Linked DNA regions of Homo sapiens: region 1 is linked to region 2. The links are chromatin contacts, found by Hi-C in ENCODE. All regions are on one chromosome and are shown on one strand. The core of a region is the stretch at or near the end of the contact, and the rest is flanking DNA. Distances in the headings are between cores, read along the strand shown.

The links. Hi-C counts contacts between places; a loop is a spot of excess contacts on that map. Pooled maps may share reads with other maps.
Region 1: a pooled map shows a loop between it and region 2 (14-fold over the local background). The contact joins the promoter of SPTSSA here to the promoter of DTD2 in region 2. A Hi-C loop is called at or near these places in 12 of 50 pooled maps.

Annotation. Positions count from the first base shown.
Region 1 is chr14:34,460,617-34,463,805 of GRCh38, reverse strand. It overlaps SPTSSA (serine palmitoyltransferase small subunit A), which reads left to right and starts at 1,566. Exons shown (of 2, transcript NM_138288.4): 1 at 1,566-1,710. The coding sequence starts at 1,599. RefSeq lists silencers at 1,044-1,553, 1,674-1,843 and enhancers at 753-1,703, 2,244-2,353.
Region 2 is chr14:31,456,136-31,459,039 of GRCh38, reverse strand. DTD2 (D-aminoacyl-tRNA deacylase 2) reads left to right here and starts at 1,534. Exons shown (of 3, transcript NM_080664.3): 1 at 1,534-1,757. The coding sequence starts at 1,647. RefSeq lists enhancers at 1,370-1,549, 1,690-1,899, 1,344-1,929, 1,930-2,515.

The DNA.
Region 1 (3,189 bases), core at 317-2,816, 3.0 Mb before region 2:
CCATTAACTTGCCTCTCTTCCCCAGCAGACTGGGTACTTTATGAAGGCAGGTCTCAGTCTATCTGGCTTGCTATCCCAATGTCTGGCACTTGATATTACTTACTGTTTTCTTTCTTTTCTTCTCTTCTCTTCTGTTTTCTCCTCTCTTTCTCTGTCTCCTTTCTTTCCTTTCTTTTGCTCTGCCACCTAAGATGGAGTGCAGTGGCACCATCCTGGCTCACTGCAACCTCGACCTCCCGTGCTCGAGCAATCCTCCCGCCTCAACCTCCTGAGTAGCTGGGACTACAGGTGCACGCCACCACCCCTGGCTAACTTTTTGTTATGTATTTACTTATTTTTTTTGGTAGAGACGGGGTTTCACCATGTTGCTCAGGCTGGTCTCGACCTTCTGGACTCAAGTGATCCGCCAGCCTCAGCCTCCCAAAGTGCTTGGATTACAGGCATGAGCTACGGCGCTTGGCCGGCACTTGGTACTTTTAATGAATAGTTATTAACCATGAAACTTTTAAAGTTTAAGCAGTAGTATGTTTAACCTGGAAGACTTTTAACATTTAAACAGCAGGCCATTTAATTGTGGCAGTTCACATGCTACACCAGTGCATGGAGCTCCTTGTGGCCAGTGCAATGTTGCTGGCCCATCTGGCAGTGGGAAAATCTGGGCATCCAGGAGTGCATCTCTAGGGAAGTATCACCAGCCCTCACACCAATCTCAAGCTGCCTGTCTTCTGCAGAACCCACTAGATCAGCGCGCTTCTGGCCTTGACCCACTTGGTGGTTACCTACAGCCACTAAGAGGTGGGCAGATAGATGTTTTTGGTAAGTGGTCTCTGGGTTAGGGAGTGCATGGGTTATGTCCGTCTAGGGGTGTGTGTGTGTGTGTGTGTGTGTGTGTGTGTGTGTGTGTGTGTGTGCATGGGTGGGGGAAGGGAGGAAGGAGGCCGAATGTGCATCCCTTCTACAAGGACGCCTTTCCAGACCTCCTTATTAGGTGGCGTTCGCCTCCTCACCCTCTCTCAGCCCCTTATCTCCTCTTACACGGATCACGACTTGATTAATGCTTGTCTCCCAGCTAGGCCGCCAGCTGCACAAGGTAAGGAACCGAAGGCATTCCGGTTCTCCCTGGCAATCCTCCTTCTCAGAAGGATGCCTGAGGCATAACAAGTGTTCCAGAAATATTTCTTCCGCAAGCGCTCTGGGCCAGTCTGGACGGACCGAGCGCCCGCTGGGCTGCGGGGGCCCCGGGACCCCGGCCGGCACTGACGCCCCGCCCACCACCGGCCGGCCCGGGCGGGGTGGGGCGCGGCTGGGCGCTCTCGCGGGGACCGTTCTCCGGCTAGCGTGGGCGATGCCCGGGCGGGGAAACGGGAGGGGACGACGCGACGCGAGGTAGCGGCCTGGCCAATGAGCGCGGGTCGGGCGGGGCTGGGGGCCGGCGGCCGGGGCGCGCGCGGGTCTGGGCGTGCCGCGGGTGACGGCGGGGCCGGGCGGGCCAATGGGCGCTGGGTGGCGGGCGGGCGGGCCTGGCGGCCGGGGGCTTTAGGACGTGAGCGGGCGGCCGGCCGGACAGACTGACGTGTGAGCTGCATCGCGGGAGGCGCATGGCGGGGATGGCGCTGGCGCGGGCCTGGAAGCAGATGTCCTGGTTCTACTACCAGTACCTGCTGGTCACGGCGCTCTACATGCTGGAGCCCTGGGAGCGGACGGTGTTCAGTATCCTGTCCCGGCCGCGCGCGCGGGGGCCGGGCTGGGGGCGCGGGCCGCGGGGCCGCATTTCCCCAGGCCCCGGGCCTGGGGTGGAGGCTGGAGCGGCGGCCCCGCCGGTCCTGTGCGCGGAAGCCGGGGGTGCAGGGGGAGGTCTGGGGGCCGAGGGCGGCGCTCGCGGGGTTAAGTGGGGGGTGGGGGAGACGAGAACTCTTGAGATCCGGGGTCACCTGTGAGTCGCTGGACCCAAGGGGGAAGCGTCTTGATTCCTGGAGGAAATCTCCGAAGGTGATGTGTAACCCTGTGTGTCGCCTGCACTTCGGCCGCAACTGCCTTTGGTTCAGTCCCCTGTTCCTGTAGGAGGCGGGGATCATGTAACAGTGGAGCACATCGCTCCCGGCTTGGACGCCTTTGACCTTTAAGTGTTCCTGATTTAGTTGGCTTTGGGTCTACCAAGAATTCTAGTCAGTTAACTAGCTTTTAAGCCAGGTTCTGAATTTGTAGGCATGACACTCCAGTAGTTTTTGAAAGCAGTTTAAGTTATTGTATCTTTTTGGTCTTCAAGTTGGGGAGTTTTAAAAGTGTATTTATTGCTTCTGTGCACCGTCCGTAGAAGTCGGCCCGAAAAGTGGTGCAATTTGTGGTTAGTTGTCGGTAGGGTTTGAAACTGTGTTTTGGTGGATAGTTAATAAATTCTTGTTAATGACTATTGAGTGGTTACTATAAGCAAAGCATTTGTGCAAAGCACGTTGTCTGTATCTTAACTCATCTAACTTTGAGAACTTCAGTTAATAACTCAGGGTTGTGAAGATAGGCTCCCTGAAAGTCTGATGTTTCTTGTCTCTGCTTGTCCATATTGACATCCTTTGATGATATTCTTGCAGATTAAATACTGATAATGAATGAGATGTAACTTTTAAAAAACTCAGGCCAATACAAAACAGGTATTTCACAAAACATGTTTAGTTTATCCACGTTCTCTCCTTTTCAGTGTGGTTTAGTTGGAGTAGCTTACTTCAGAATAACTTTGCGAATGCATTGTTGCATTCCAGTGAGTGACTGAGGTAATTTCATTCTAAGCCTTATCAAGTGTGTTTATTTGTTTTGAGATAGCTTAAGGTTGTACTCAAAGCTGAGTCTTTTGTTTAAGCACTTTTGAGGAATTTGAGATGCTTTCAAAGCAGTTTATTTATTTATTACTGTTGGCATTTCTTTCCAAACCTGGAATTTAAGAACCAGAATGCATATTTTGGATTTAGACTCTGAATATAGTTTGCTTTGATTTCCTGCACCATTTATTTGTAGCTGCAGTTTAGTCTCACTCTTTAGGGCTCGCAAGGTCATGCCTTGTAAAATATATACTTGAATGCATATTTAATAGAAGTCTCTCAGTAGAAGCAAGTATATCTTGACTGACATAACACATCCTAAAATTAATTTAAACAATGCTGGGTTAAAATGAAACTCTTTAAATCAGAGGTTGAATGT
Region 2 (2,904 bases), core at 285-2,784:
CTAAGTGTTCAAAAAATAAAATACAGAAAGGAAATGCTGTCTTTGGTGGCCACTCTCTATAGCCTTCTGCAAATAGAAGTAAAAAATAAGTGAGCCACAGCCTATTACAGTACCTACAGCAATGTCCACGAGATCCTCACTCAATAGGAGGGTTTAAAGTAATTAGTGATTTTTGAGAAGCTAACCATTACCATCCATACTCCATCTATTCTACTCACAGGAAGGGTTTCCCAATTTGTTAAAGAAACCCTCTCTGTAGAAAGATCTCTGCGAACCACATAACCTATTCTCTATAGACCTCCCTATTTCCTGCAGCCACATACAAATGGACACCAAAGTCTTTTCTTATTCTGGGACATAGCTAATGGTTTGTATGTCAAAGTTTCTTTCAGGCCTGTAAAATCTGAATCTGAGAGCCGGAGAGAAAAGAGACTCAGTAGTTATAATGACATAAAGGTGCAGACATGAAGCAATTCAACTTGTCTGTGCTTTGCAGACAAATGTCAACAACTGTTGGAATCCCTGCAATGCAACAATCAGAGATCATGTGAGATTTTGCTTTCTGTTTTTACTAAAAGTGTAAACCTGGCTGCAAGATAACCAGCAAACAAGCAGCTTCGATTTTGTGTACAAAGGACTGTTGATTATGCATGGACTATTTTCTTCAGTCACACTACTTTGTATGGATAGCAACACTGTCAGTGATGTCATCTTTTTAAACAACAGATCCGAATGTATAGGCACATTGTGTCAACTGAGCCCAAATCAATGACCTGGGTAATGCAATCAGGGTAACACTATTATTCCTCATCTAAACCATCCAAGCCCATAGACAAATAAATGCTAATCTGATGCATGTTTAAGGAATACGTTACATGGGAAAGAAAATCAAGCCCTTGTTTAGTTTTATTTACATTCTAATATGTACTTCCAGAAAATGCATCACAGAATTTACGTCATATGCATCAGAATAAGCTGTTTTATTTTTGTATTAGTAGCGGGCTAAGTTATTAACAATCATACTTTCTTGGATAAGAACATTTTTAACAAGGATATCTTCTAAAGAATGTGTATTCGTATAGCATACCAATACCTTTTCACAACTGTGGAATCAGAATAATTTATGGCATTCCCGATAGAGGAGGCAGCATTGTTTTTATTGATTGGAATAAGGAAAATTTTGAAGGATGTATATATAGCTTTTAGTTCCATCTCCGCTTGCTTTATGATTCGATTATTTGTTTACTTACTTTCATATGGGCATAACATGAATTTAAATCAAGCAGATTTAAAATTTTTCAACAGTTGGAACCTAAGCTTTCTGAGGTGAAAAATGTTTCTTAAAAGGTTTGTAGGAAAGAGATTTAACGAGTCTTTTCAATCGTTTAATAAAAGTATACACTGAGCGCCTTCTACAGAGTTGGGCAGGTGCTGCCGAGAAGCTTAGCGCTACGCCGGCCTCCAAGACCGCACATCCGGGACATTCGAGAGTCAGTCCGAGGCCCCGCCCTCCTAAGGGCGGGGCCACTGGGCAATCGGCGCAGGCCCTTCGTCGTGCCCCGCCTCGTCTGCCCCGCCAGCGCGTCGAGGGAGGGGCCAGCGACACATGGCCTAGTAACTGTCCGGCCGCGGCGCTGGCTTAAGCCATGGCTGAGGGTAGCCGGATTCCTCAGGCCCGGGCGCTCCTACAGCAGTGCCTGCACGCCCGGCTGCAAATTCGCCCAGCCGATGGGGACGTCGCGGCCCAGTGGGTGGAGGTAACGTCAGCCCGGCAGCTCTCGTTATCCTCCGGCGTGCGGGGCGGTTTTTTCCGCGTTGTCTCGGTGACTCGTCCGCTCTGTGTCTCCCTCTGAGACCGGCGGTCCGGCCGCGGGGATACCGGGTCAGCTTGAAGCTGGCCGCGGTGGCCTGCCTGGCTGCGCTTGTCTTTTCGGTCCAGCATCACCGTTCCCCAGCGCCAGTTGTAGCACCCGAGAGGAAGAGCGTGTCTCCCTTCTTGGGGGGACCACAGGTATTTGAAACTGAGTTCGGTGAACTTCAGGCCTTACTGTCTCAGACCCCTTGCAGCTCGTGGTCTATGCTGGTCGGGGGCAAGCTTGTAGGTCAGGTTTGCTGCAAGAGTTCATGATCTGCTTTGACTTACGCCTCAGATCGCGTCGAATTCCCCCCTATGTTGACTTGGTCTTAGCATAGAAATGAGATTTCCTAAGAAACAATTCTATTTCAAGAAGCCTTTTAAAAGTTTTGACCAATTTCCAACTGAGAAACAAAGACCTCTACTTTTATAACAATGTTGCCTTATCAAACACATTTCTCCAAAGAATTTAAAACATTTATGTCACTATGAGTTCCTTCTACTTTCATACATACTTTACTTTTTAAGACCGCCTGCCCCCACTGCATACAAAAACAAATAAAATTTTCTTTAAGGCCTCTGACGTATTTTTGGAGTACGTTGAAATGTAAGAAAAAAATTAGTTCATAATTAAGACTTTTGTAGATACTCAGAAACTTCAGTGTAGCAAAATCTCATTCGCTCGCCTTTTCTGCTGAATTCGGTCCCAGATCTAGCATTACTTAAAACAATTTTAGTTATTATTTTACATTTATTTTATTTTTTATATTTTATTTATTTATATTTTATTTTATTTTTTGAGATGAATTCTCGATCTGTCGCCCAGGCTGGAGTGCAGTGGCACGATCTCGGCTCACTGCAACCTCCGCCTCCCGGGTTCAAGCAATTTTCCTTCCTCAGCCTCCCGAGTAGCTGGGACAACAGGCGCAAGCTACCACGCTAACTTGTATTTTTAGCAGAGACGGGGTTTCGCCATTTTGGCCAGGCTTGTCTGGAACTCCTGACCTCAGGTGATCCACCTGCCTCAGCCTCCCAAACTGCTGGGATTA